Linked DNA regions of Homo sapiens: region 1 is linked to region 2. The links are chromatin contacts, found by Hi-C in ENCODE. All regions are on one chromosome and are shown on one strand. The core of a region is the stretch at or near the end of the contact, and the rest is flanking DNA. Distances in the headings are between cores, read along the strand shown. Region 1 overlaps LINC01376 (long intergenic non-protein coding RNA 1376). Region 2 overlaps LOC105373454 (a long non-coding RNA gene).

What was found. Hi-C counts contacts between places; a loop is a spot of excess contacts on that map. Pooled maps may share reads with other maps.
Region 1: a map of PC-3 shows a loop between it and region 2 (4-fold over the local background). The contact joins two enhancer-like sites. A Hi-C loop is called at or near these places in 2 of 168 maps with a recorded cell type or tissue (PC-3 and heart right ventricle) and 2 of 50 pooled maps.

The regions. Positions count from the first base shown.
Region 1 is chr2:18,987,266-18,994,067 of GRCh38, forward strand. LINC01376 (long intergenic non-protein coding RNA 1376) reads right to left here. Exons shown (of 4, transcript NR_135287.1): 4 at 1-603. All of the region lies in intron 5 of LOC105373456 (a long non-coding RNA gene), which reads left to right. Among named protein-coding and RNA genes, the nearest start is that of LINC01376, 36 kb to the right of the region's middle. Within about 2 kb of position 3,991, at least 13 of the 41 ENCODE cell types and tissues checked have a DNase peak (open chromatin) inside an H3K27ac peak, as active enhancers do.
Region 2 is chr2:18,434,647-18,441,087 of GRCh38, forward strand. All of the region lies in intron 4 of LOC105373454 (a long non-coding RNA gene), which reads left to right. Among named protein-coding and RNA genes, the nearest start is that of RDH14, 120 kb to the right of the region's middle. Within about 2 kb of position 2,210, at least 4 of the 41 ENCODE cell types and tissues checked have a DNase peak (open chromatin) inside an H3K27ac peak, as active enhancers do.

The DNA.
Region 1 (6,802 bases), core at 2,741-5,240, 550 kb after region 2:
ACTGCACCACTTGATAATTTACTGGGTGAAAACTACACGCTAGTATCAGTCGCAGCATAATCAGATGGCTGATGGGTCTAACATTCCTACTAGACAACCCCTATCTACTCTTGCTAGTCTTAATTTTCCTCAGTTCAAAACATTTTCACATACAAATTAGGATTTTTCTTCCTAAGATTTTAAATTTTGCTAATTCCAGTGTAATTTTCAACATGTTATTTTAAACCCTATTATCTATTTTAAAATGGAATTTAAATTGCATTCAATATTATTAGTGTTTGTACTTGTATTACTTTTTCTACAGCAATCCATTTTTAATCCTTATTTAGAGAGACATTCCTAAGGCATCCTAAATGACGCTGACTTGCTTCTCATGAGCAGACATGAGTCTATTTTACTTTTAAAAAGTCTGTAGCTTCTCCAGGCGTTGAATCATCTGGCTTGGGGCCAGACACTAGAGGGTGCTTTAGAAATATTATTTGATGATGAACTCGGATGTTAGCCACTTGCTTTTCAGAATTCATTCCTGTAAATCATGGCTTTGAAAACTTGTCAGTATTTTGCTTTTTCTTTTGTGGATTTCTTCAAAGGGAGAAGGAATGTCTGAAAAGTAAATATTCAACAGTCATAACTACATCCCAAGGAGGGTGGAATAAAAAAATTATAGAAATTTGTAGATACATAAATATTTCTGTGAGATAAAAAGAGAACCCCCTGGATAGCTCACAAAGAGCCTACTGGAACTTTATCAGTCGGCAGAGCTTTGTCAGAAGAAAGTGGGTTTGTGAAGGGACAGGAGAACATGTGTTTCTCCCCATTCCAAACCCTCCTTTTCTGGAAGCTTGCTGTAAACAACCACTCACATTTGTATGAGACATTTTGTTTTTTTTTTTAAGAGGGACTTTTACATATATTACCTTAAGGGATATTTACAACAACCTATGTGGTGAGCATTACTATTTTTATTCTATAGATAAAATAAAACAAAAACAAATGACAGGTTTAGTGACAGTAATTCACTCACATAGATCCAGAAAGCAAATTGGCAGAAAAAGAATTTAATTATAGGACTTTATTCTACAATGTGCAGCAACCCCATCCTTCCCTCATATATGGTTGATGTAACTCTATTTCTCCCTTTTCACCTTCAGATTTTGTCACCAATTGTGTCCTTCTCCCCTTTTTATTCTTTTATTTTCTCTTTAATGTCCTCAAAACTTTAAAAAATAAATAAGTAAAATAAAACACACGAAGAAGAAAAACCAGAGGTCATGAAATATGAAAATTTCATGCTTCCCCTGACCTCAAAAAAATAGCATCACCAGCTACTGGAGCAAAAAAAAAAAAAATTCCTCTGAAGACTTACATTTTGAACTCAGCAGTTCACAATTTTTTAAGGCTTATCTGCTCACATATGCTGTGTTTGAAAGACTGGACATTCATTGCATCCAGCTCTTGTCACTGAAGCAGAGCTCTGAGTGAAGCACAGCTGAGACACAAAGTGTGCTCTCAGATTCCAGAGGAGTCAAAGCTCTCACTGGGAAGATTAGAAAAGGCTTCTTAAAAGAAGGGGAAAGAATTCTTTATTCTAGGCCTTGAATGACAACAGGATTTCAAAAGAACTCTTGAAGCTTTGGAAATAGCAAAGCCCCCAAGTCAATGAAGCTCAGAATATATGCAGAAAACAATGAAAATTTAACTTATTGGAGGCTCGCTTGCCTGAGGAAACCACAGGGAGCAGAGCCTGGCAAGCGAGCTTTAAACTGCTTTAGCGCAGATCTAGCTCAGAGCTTTCTGAGCCAGTAGAAATACCAGCATCATCCACCAACAGCAGCCATGGGTCATATGTGGCTATTGGGCACTTGAAAGGTGACTGGTTTGAATAAAAAACTGAAAGTTTAACTTAATTTTAATATTAATGTAAAAGCCAGATGTGGCTAGGGGCTACCATTTTGGGCAGTGCCAATCAAGAGAGACTTGAATTATAGAGTGACAGGTTATTACAGAATTGTAGATCTACCCACAGGAAGTAGACACTGACTGACTGGGGAGAGGAACTGAGATAATTTGGAGAGGCCAAGGTGAGAAAAGTATAAGATAGATTAATTGGAAGTTGGAATCAAAGAAGATGCCAAGGTTGTGACTGATAAATTTGTGAACTGCTGAGTTTAAAATGCAACTTATGCTCATTTAGCTTGTATGACAGATGTTTGTTCTCCACCAAATTTATGAATTTTTCCAATGTCAAAATGATGTCCATTCTTTCTTCTCTCAGTCAACATCCAGAACCCAGCATCATGCCTTACAGAAATATATGTTGTGCATGTGATATTTTCTTACAAACTCAACCATAGCTCTCTGTTAATGTTATAGTTAAATTAAATATCTAAGATGGATGAGAGCGACAAGAGTTGGATGTAGTGGATGTTCATTTAAACACAATATATGTAAGTAGGTAAGCCTTAAAAATGTATTTTTTTCTATATGTGTGTAAATGTGTGTGTGAGTGTGTGTGTGTGCGTGTGTGTGCAGGTGTGTACTGGTTTATTCTCCCTCAAATTTTTATCTCCAAAGCACTTGGAATTAAAATACATTATCTGTATTATTTTAAACCCATGAGAAACAATGTTCTTATTTCAGCTTCATTTCTTAATTATGGATAAAATATTCTGTAAAGTTAGCCAGTGTCCACTCCTTCATTCAATAAGCTAAAACGATTGTTAAAATAAAAACAGAAAATTTGACTTCTCCAACTGTAAGTATTTGATTACCCAAAGGCTTGGGATCAAAATATCAAAATCACAAGTAAAATCTCACATTAAACTTGGTTAAAAAATTATTTTCCTACAGTATTTTGCATAAGAGCATAGAAAAAGAATAAAACAACAGCAGCAACAGCAATGAAACTTCTCATCTCCAATGCAACCATTCTAATCACTAATATCTTTGTATCCACAAATGGACTCATCACTTGGGTGACTTCTCAAATAAATCTTAAATTGTTTTTGGCTCAGTAAATCCTCATATGAAGACATTCTGGGGGTGACTAGGCACCAAATAGCCTTCCATAAAATGTGTTATGGGCCAATATTCACTCAGTGACCTGGCTTCTCTTCTATGTGCTCATATGACATGAGCAAATGCACAGGCAGAGTTTCAAGAAAAAACATCGAGAAGTTAGTTTTCCCTTCGCATTCATTCAAATGATGCCTGGGCTAACCATGTTTGATGAAGACAGGGTGGATTTATCCAGTTCTTCAGGCAAGGGCTATGTGTATTCTATCTCTCTAAAAGTCTCATTTTGGAGAATCCTCAATTCATCAATAACTCCTGCAGCTATTACCAAAACCTTCCCCCTCCTTTTTTTAAACCTGAAAAGAAAGTGAAGCCCAACTGGTGGGGGTTATCAGGTTATCTGGAAGACGAAACTATGGAGATTTGTATTCTTATGCATTTTTTGTCTCACAACAATGGAAATCCTTGAACTTCCAGAGATATTATGTTCTAACATCTTAATCCTCTTAAAAACTAATTTGCATTATCTAACACTTACTTGAAATGTTGGGAGCAGAACTTTGGAAAGGGTTTTAGGTCTGGATCTTCCATTTTAACTTTATTGTGTTTTTAAGACCCATTTTTGAGTTTTCTTACACACACATACTGCTCCCACATTTTTCTACATATATATTTGAATATAGGCAATTAGCCATATAAACTCAGGAAAATAAAGCAGTTATCGATATTAGTATATTCATGAATTATCCCTTCATTCACAGAATCCTAAAATCTTAAAATTAAAATTGACCTTAAAGGAAGCTACCTTAAACCACTCTTACAAACTACTGTACTATTACAAGTATTGAATGCCTGGGATCAGAAATGGGAAGAATGCTTCCTTTTTCATGTTTTGCTCCTTTTATTTTTTTTCCAAATGTCCAAGTAGCCAAGTCTCTGGTATGTATCAGAGGAACAGTCAATTTTCAGAGTGAAGTCAAGTGAAAAGTATGCAGATGGCAGTGTAAATGTTAGGAAAGTTTGGGGAGAAATATGCCAACTATGTGCTGTTTTGTTACAGTAACTATAGAATCGTCTCTCCAATGCCACGGACAAGACCCTTGCCAAATGGAATACCCTATTTATAACCCTATCGGGAAGAGGAAATCGTGCCAGGAACAAGATAAAACTATTATCTGTATTAAGAAAAATACTTAGAAGCATGTTTGTATTTGAAAATAAATGTTAGTGGTTAAGAAAAAAAATAATGGTAGTTGTAGATCTGGGTGTTGAAACCTGTTGCAAGACTATTAATTAGTCATCATCTTATCTTCACTGCCATGTCTCTGCCAACTTACCTGTTTGAAGTCACAAATGGAGCTCATAAATGGGTTCTTTGGGAGATATGTAGAAAATAAACAATTTCCCCCACTGGGCAGATAGTTAAGAAATCTCCCCGGGCTCATATGTTTTCCTCCTGTTGGCACTGTTGACTCAGTGCCCATGTGGGATGTACTCCCAAACTGTCCTGCTGCTGGCAATGTTTTCAGTGCCAAGTATTTAGCCTGCAGTCCCAGAGGCAACAAAAAAATAGCCAAGTCCAAGGGAGTGCCATGAGCATATGGACCCTGGTCACAAGAGTGTCACACTGGGAGGGGCTTGGACATATGCCATGGGCTGCATCAGGACATATGCCATGGGCTGCCACCCCAAATAATTCCCTCTTCCCCAGGACCCAGTGGAACAGCTTGTTGAATAAACAAGAGACTGAAAGAGTGGTTGAACTGGCACCAGGCCAGTGTCCCTTGCCTTACCCACTGAATCAATGAAAACTTGGCATATACTACATTTTCAAGGAGCAGGGAAGCATGAAGGCATAATCTCTTTGTCCCTCCTGTGTTTTGTCACTTTGTCTTTTCTCCACCTACTTATCTGACTTGGTAGAATACAAACACTATATCATTTGGAATAAGACAAAATAAGGGTTGATTCCTGGCTCTTTTGCTAGCTCTGTGCCCCTAAAGGAAAAACAAAAAAAAAAGAATATTTAACTGATATATGCCTCAATTTCTTTTCAGTGAATGGTACCTACCTTGCTGGTTTGTGGGAAGGTTTAAAAAGGTGATATGTAAAGTGCTTTGCACTGTTTCTAGCACATGGTAGGCAATAAATGTGAACTTGTGTATGGCCAGATGCACACATTAAACTCTGGATAGTCCAGTTAATTACTCCATAATATTATTAGTTAATAATCAAATTTATTGATTGAGTTATATTGTAATATAGAATATTGTCCTCTAAGGATATAGTTATTAAAATAAATAAATATGTCCTCTAAGGATATATTTATTAAAATAAATATAAAATAATCTAATCGTTAACCCTCTATCAAAATTTCTGATAATACTGTAATTATACACAATTATTAAAGACATAATTTCCATGTATTATATATCATGTATTGTGTATTTTATACAAACACATTACATATATCACAATATTATGTATTATATGTTTTATATGTCATGTTATATTATGGCCTGTATTACATATTATGGATTTGTATGCCTCACGTATATGTCACATACATATCACATTTAATATATTGTATATGTATTTGTACTATTATCAATTTATGTTTATATCAATTACAAATTGTGATATGTAGGCTTATCATTACATGTAAATCACTTAAAAAACTATAAACATATGATTAATATACCATCTATTAGGGGCTTATTTGTCATACAGATAATTAGATATAATTATTTAAAATAATGTAATTTTTACTATTATATATGCTATTTATATAAATATAGGTGTAAACATGCACACACAAATTTAGTTATTTAATGATCTTTGGTGTGCTTAAGCCACAATTCCCCTGGTTTAGAATTATCACAAGGGAAGAAAGTGAAATGTCATGGGAAAACCATGTGTCTGAATGAGAAAAGTTTCAATCGAGGTCCTGACAGGTGTGTGACCCTGGCCATGCCATTCACCCTCTGTGAATCGTTATTTTCTTACTCTAGTAAAAAGAGGAGGGAAAATTTACAGATTTAAATTGAAATAATATACGAAAATATTAAAATAATCTAATTGTGTCTGCAGCACAATTGTTAGTTCATAATTAATCAATAAGTGGTAGATGTCTTTATTATCAAAAGCTAATTATCATTGTTGTTTTCATGGAAGTCTCAGAAATAACATCTGAAAAGCAGCCATTCACTTACTGAGGATTTCTACATGCAGAGTCGGCTACTGCGATTTCTGTTTTGCTTGGGCCTCATTTGGAGAACAGGGTCGGTTGTTCTCACTTTCTAGTGGTTGGAGAATATTCAAACTGATATCCCTTGTGGGGTAAGATCTTGGGGACAAATATTTCTTCTATTTCAAGGTTTCTTAAATTTCACATGTGATTTTAAAAAGCAAATAAGCCCCTTAATTGCTTCATTAAGCTAGTCAACACTAATTAAGAAAAGTCAAGTGGAAAAATATTAGAAACTGCTGTGCCTGACTTTAAGCCTCCTCTCTTTCTCCCAGAATATGTTTTGCTTTGCTGAGGAAAGGGAGTTTGTGATTTTCTGTGATAGAATCCACTCTGACCTCCTGGGTTCTGAGCTTGAAATTGAGCTTCAGTCTTTGGGGGTTGATCCTGTTTATTACTGATGAAACATGATTTCCCAACCCCATGAAAAAATGCCTAAGTGCCTTGTAAAGTAGCACAGGGGGTAACCCAAACTATTTTGATGAGTTAGAATTCAACAAGCTTGAAACATCAGTTTCTTCTCCTTTGATACAGCATAGG
Region 2 (6,441 bases), core at 960-3,459:
TACATTGGATTTTAATCTGTTTTTCATTTAATAGCATAATATGAACAATAGACATGTAATGGACACTTTTGCCATAATAACAGTTTTAATGACTATTTAAATTTATTATATGAATATATTAAATCTCCTATGGTTAGCCGTGCAACTTATTTCAACGTTTTCTCTATAATAATTAATGTTGCAGTGATAATTACCATTCCAGTAGATATTTCTTAGTATAAAACTATGATAATATCCTAAAGTAAAGTTTTAAAATAGAATTTCAGGATTATAATGTAAGGACAGTTCTCAGCTTGTGCTGAATGTTTGCAGATTGCCCTCCAGCAATGCTGCCTTGCAGAAGTTGATGAGGTTGCCTATTTCCTGGGCCCTTACCAACATGGCATCACCATCAGTGTGAAAAGAATCTTTACAAGTTTGATGGACAAACATAATATTGCTTGACTTTACCATGCATTTTTGATCATCTGTGAATTTAGCCATCTGTTTCCTTATATTTATTTTTATTATGTACATTTTTTGTGTGTACTTATGTCCTTTAATCTGTTTTATCTATGGCTAACTTTGCTTCTATTTAAACCTCTAAATAGCCACAGAGAAGAGCTGTCTTGTTGTGAGCACTGAGTGACCTGCATAATGTAGGTATGGGGACATCCCATACCTGCTAGCCATTTTCGAACTGAGACTCTGGCCCTGAATCCCCTAAACTGCTTTGTGTTTCTCTCTGGCTTAACTGCATTGAATTAATGCTAGGTTTGAACATTAGAATGCAGACAATTCTGAATTTATTCTGGCGAGTAGCACAGATTACCCATGTAGAGTGTCAGTAGATGAGACCTGAACATAAACTTGTGCTAGATTATAAAAGGCCTTGAATGCTGAAGATTTTAGACTCTTCTGTCAACAATAGGGAGCCATTGAGGAATTCTGAGTGGGAGAAAAATATGAAGAAAATATGTGTTTTGGACAGTATCCAGAAGGTGGCGCCATTGTAACATATCTTCTGCCTAGAGTTTCAAGGATTTGAAGTTTGTAGGTAAAGCCCATGTGTGAAAACATATCTATTTACAAGTATTCACTGTGGACTGGACTGGGATGGTTCCTCCTCAAAGCCAAAAGAACTCTAACACAGCAGCTCTGTCCTTTGTTATATTATTCACTTCTCCCCATAGCCTGTTTTTTATTTATGTATATCTCTTGTGCCTCCTTGAAGACCTGGCATTTAGAGGGGAAGTTTGCACAAATGCTCACACCAGGGCTGAAATCTATAGATCCTGGAATAAGAACAAGTTTTCTGAGTTCCAGTTTAGTGCTTTCATATATGTTAGGCTATTTCTACTTATATTAAAAACTGTTTCTAGCAAATTATTTTGGGCCTATTTAATGAAGACTAGAGTAGTAACTTTCAACTCTGCAAAGTTGTGAAACTATCAGTGCAGGAGGAGAACTGGGTAGTGCACAACACACTAAAGTATGGTTGACTTCTTCCTTATTACCATAAGTAATAGTGATAAGTTCAAATGATTAATCATTTTCTTAACAATTAACGTCTTCTCACCAATTAAATGATGACAGAATATTAACTATTGGGTATCTTAGGATACATGAGCAAATTCAAGAATCCCTGCATTATTCTAAAAGGTACTTAAAATTTTTATTATGTTTTGTAGTTTGACTTAATTTGTTTGAAACTTCTCCATGGACATAAAAATGAAGATTCAGGACAAAATATGAGTTCAAAATGTTTTTCACGGAAACCCTCGATAGATCCACTCTGAAAGACAGAGAGGCACATGTTTGTAGTTGGGAATCTGGCAGGAAGGAGCTTGAGTTTTGATGGTCAAGATGTTTTGGTTCAGAAGTTAGAAAATAAATAATTCCTGAGAGGAAGGATTCTTCAGCTCTGGGCAGCTGATACGGCAGTAAAATAAATAGGCAGTAAAGCACACTTCCTGTTTTGAGAGTTCACATTTCATATTGGCAAAGAGCATCTCTTAAATTCAATCTCATGCTTCCATAAATAAACCTGGCACCTTTTTAAACGCTTTTCCATCTGCTTCAGAATGAGGAGTGCATTATTGAATACACCTCAGGGAGTCCAAGAAATGGGAAAAGACTACTTGTGAGGAACACACCATTGCGGTTGGCCTTGGCCCAGAGAAGCCATCGTGAGATTGCTTGAGTTCAAACCGTTGTAACAAGACCCTGATGGTGTTTCCCCACCCCCCTTTTCTTCTACTTGAAGTTGTCATAGTTGGAGCTTTGCACCAGAAGCTAGGAATGATCTTGGGTTGAGTCAGAGTTAGGCATCTTTGCAGATTCTTTGCTGTATTACCTGGGTAGTTCTCAACCAGCTTCTGAGATTTTGCTCCAGTATATTAATCCAGTTTCCTAGGCTGGGTAGAAAAGTCCATTATCCACACATAGTAGAGCCCAGAGGAAGAGGTCTGCTATACTGACTATAGAATAATTCCTGGAGTTTTCAGGGCTTGCAGTAATCAACTTGTACTCATCTAGTTGATAGTGAAAAGCATGAATTTGGTGTCATGAAGAAACAATTCAAGATGGAGTGTTCCTATTAACTGTGTGATCTTAGACAGGTAAGCAGATAATAGAATCCTAAGAGGTTTGTGAAGAGAAAGTGGAATAAAGCTCATAAAGTCAATGAGCGCACTGTCTGGCAACAAATAAGCAATTGTGAATAGTCGCTATTTTTATTATTCTACTTTCCCAGGTAATCCTTGTGAGCCAAGAACTGGGGACAATCCTGCCTGGGTCAGGTGGCCAAGAGGGGGAGTTATTTAATATCTACATTTACCATTTGAGGCAATTCTTATATATCTGATACTTTTCTAAGTTTTTAAAAATGTTATCTAATTTAACCTTTGCAGTAAATTTCTGAGCAGGTTTCTATATGTCCATCTAAACAAAATATCATAAATACCAATAATGTTGCCAAACCTAAATTGCCATTGGTTGTGTTAATAGAAAACATTTAGCAAATGAAATTCATTTATGTTCCTTTGAGACAGGGTTTTACTCTATCGCCCAGGATGGAATTTGGTGCCATGATGATGGCTTACTGCAGCTTCCACCCCCCGGGCTCAAGCAATCCTCCCCACGTGTCACTACACCTGGCTAATTCTTATATTTTTTGTAGAGATGGGGCCTCCCTGTGTTGCCCAGGCTGCTCTCAAACTCCTGGCCTCAAGTAATCCTCTCGCCTCAGCCTCCCAAAGTGTTAGGATTACAGGTGTGAACCACTGCACTCAGCTAGCAAATTAAATTTAGCAGTCTTTTATTTGAGCAAAGAATGATTTATGAATCGTGCAGCACTCAGAACCAGAAGAGGTTGAGGGACCTCTGCCCAGCAATGTGAACAGGAGCTTTTGTAGGGTACACAGAGAAGCCAAGTAGAGAAATCACTTGATTGGTTACTACTAGGTATCTGCCTTATTTGGGCATGGTGTGATGAGTTGGCTGCCTGTGATTGGCTGAAACTGAGCTGTTTGTTTTACTCCTAAATAACATTGCAGTTTGTTATATAGGGACCAAGTTATGGAGGCAGCCTCAGGCTAAACTTAAATGGATTTGACAGTTGTAAGGCATGTGCTATGGACTGAATGTTTGTTTTCCCCAAAAATTCGTATGTTGAAATTCCAATCCCAATCTGGTGGAAGGTGGGAATCTCCAGCAGGTAATTAGGTCAAAAGGGTGTAGCCCTGATGAATGGGATTAGTGCCCTTATAAGAAGAGGCTGGAGAGCTAGCTAGTGCTCTTTCTATCATGTAAGGATACAAGCAGAAGTCAGCTGTGTGCAATCTGGAGTAGAGCCCTCACAAGAACCCAACCATGTGGACACCCTGATCTCAGATTCCAGCCCTCAGAACTGTGAAAAGTAAATTCCTACTGTTTATAAGCCTTTCAGTTTATGACATTTTGTTATAGTAACTTGAGTTGACTAAGATGGTACTGCCACCTAAGGAAATAAAAAAAAAAAAGCCTGCCAATTATAACTGTAAGATGCTACTACTGTTAATAAGGCATATCAGAATTTCAGAGATTTTAAAATATAGGGAAAAGAATGTGGCTTTAAAGTAAATGAAATAGAGTAAGGAGTTTCCTTGACCTCATATGGAGTTAGTGGCAGAACCAGAATTTTAATTCAGGGAACTCTGTTTCAAAGTCAATGCACATTAGTTATATCAGCCTCTGTCAAACACCAAGTTCCAGTCTCTGGAGCAGCTCTGACCTCCTCTGAAAGTCCTGCTGTGCTAACTGAGGCAGCCCTTATAGTCTTCTAATTTGTATCACAGCCCACCCCACTCCCATCACCTCCAGCTCTGAGCTCCTAGAATATGGAAAGCCAGACAGATGCAAGCCTAGCTCACCAGCACTGGTGCCCAGCACTATTTCTTGCACCTAGTCTCTGGTCATTTCAGAGAAGAGTAGAAGGCAGAGGCTGCTGAGTGTTAGAGCTGACTGGAGTCCTCGAGAAATGGTGAGTATTCAACAAATGCCATCATGATAACATTGGTGGTATCATCAGGTCACATGCCTGCAATTAGATTGGATTTTGATTTAAGTTGGTTTTCAGCACGGTAAGATCCCCTTTCCTCTCACAGACATAGGCCTGCCTTTCTCTTTTTTCCTTGAGTATCTGGAGTTTTCAGTATTCTCGAGTTCAACTTGACTCTCAGTCATCTGTCTCAGATAGTGGTTTTCTTTCTTGACTTTTGTTCTTCTCTGAAACAAGTTGCTCAACTCTCTCTTTGCTTTTGATAAAATGACACAAAGACAGTTAGAACTTGGGTTGCAAGTTCCAAAATAGCATGTCTGAAGGTAAAAAATATATAGATTTTCTTACTCCAAAATCATGTGCTCACAGTAGCAGAACAAGTTGTACAGTTGCATTTCGTCTAACATGTGCAAATTTTACTGAAGTTGAAAAGTATAAAATTATACTGCCTCTCAGAGAAAATAAAACTAGATTATATCTAACTTCCCATTTTACCATTGGCCAGCACCAGGATCTTGGTAAGCTGGTTCTCCTTGCTGAGTCTCAATTTGTAATCAAGAGAGTTGAATTGGCTATTCTTCCTAATCTTTCTTTGCCAGACATTCTGATTCTCAGACATTTTTAACCTTACTGGTGTGGATATAGTTGTTACTTATTGTACACATTTTAACCATGAGGTTTACCTAGCACTCTTGGCTCCAGGTTTCTATGAGTCCACGCAGTGACCACTCTAGAATTCATTAGCCTTTGTGGTATTTATGTTGCTATTCAGTATTTGCCTGTTATTTTACTAAGTATCGACATCATTTCCTGGGGAAGAATTACGACTCTCTTTGAGAAGCTGCAGCAATGGTTCCTTTATTTGTACCCCATGGATTCCCTTTTATTGCCCTTCAATGTGCTTATGAAATGAAGCTCCAGTTATCCTAGTATCTCTCTCAGCCCTCTGAACTTGCCTTTGCTTAATTTTCATTTTAGATTTTTTCTGAGGATAAGGAAACACCTCACTTTTTAGTTATGTTCTTTAGAAGACTTTTCTTGATGAACTTGGTTATTTCAGTATTTGAGTCATCTTGGGAATTTCACCAGCTAACCATGTTGCAAGTCCCTTTGATTTATTATGAGGCTTCATCAGGCACATTTTCCCTTGCTCCCTACCTCAGTAGATTAATCCAAACTCATCTGCAAGGCTTGTTCAAGAGGCCAAATCATTCCCACTTTTTTGCTCCTCTTCAGGGCTGTAGAGATAAAGCACTGGTAGCGTGCCAGCCACGTCTAACAGGGTCAATCGGCCTATTTTAGCCTTTCTCAAAAGTTCACCCTGCCAGATGTGAGATTTGGGAGGGGTGGAAAAAGTGAGTCTCCTGGAGAGCATTCGTCTTCTCCTAGGACCTGAGTTCGGGCAAGTCTGTGGGGGTCAGAGGCACATCTCAGGCCATTGGATGCAACGCATGTATTAGGAAAGCATCTGCCCCATTTTTGAAGCAACCTCTGCCTGCAGCCTGTAACACGCAGGAGCATTAGTCCTTTTGATCCAAGAACTGCATCAAATCATTTTGACCCTTTGAGAAGATATGTAACCTGGGCCGAGTGGAGCCAGATGACTTTTTTTTTTATTACCACAGCATAAAGTAATATTAAGTGATTTCATGAGTTGTAGCCAGAACATCTGTTATTAAACATCAGAAATCTGATTTATTCAATTTATTCAGAAACTGGCAGTCAGCCCTCTCTAAAGTAATGCCTCGCCTTTGGGGCAAGAAGGTGTTACTGACCAGTTTTCCTTTGAGCTTACAGTCCTTTCCATGTGTCACGTGACTATGCTTCTGCTCTTTGAGAGATGTTCTCCTTATAGCAGGCAAGGAAGGACTTCCCTGGACAGAGAGCTGGCTGGAATGTGCCACATACTCTGCTGTCTCCAG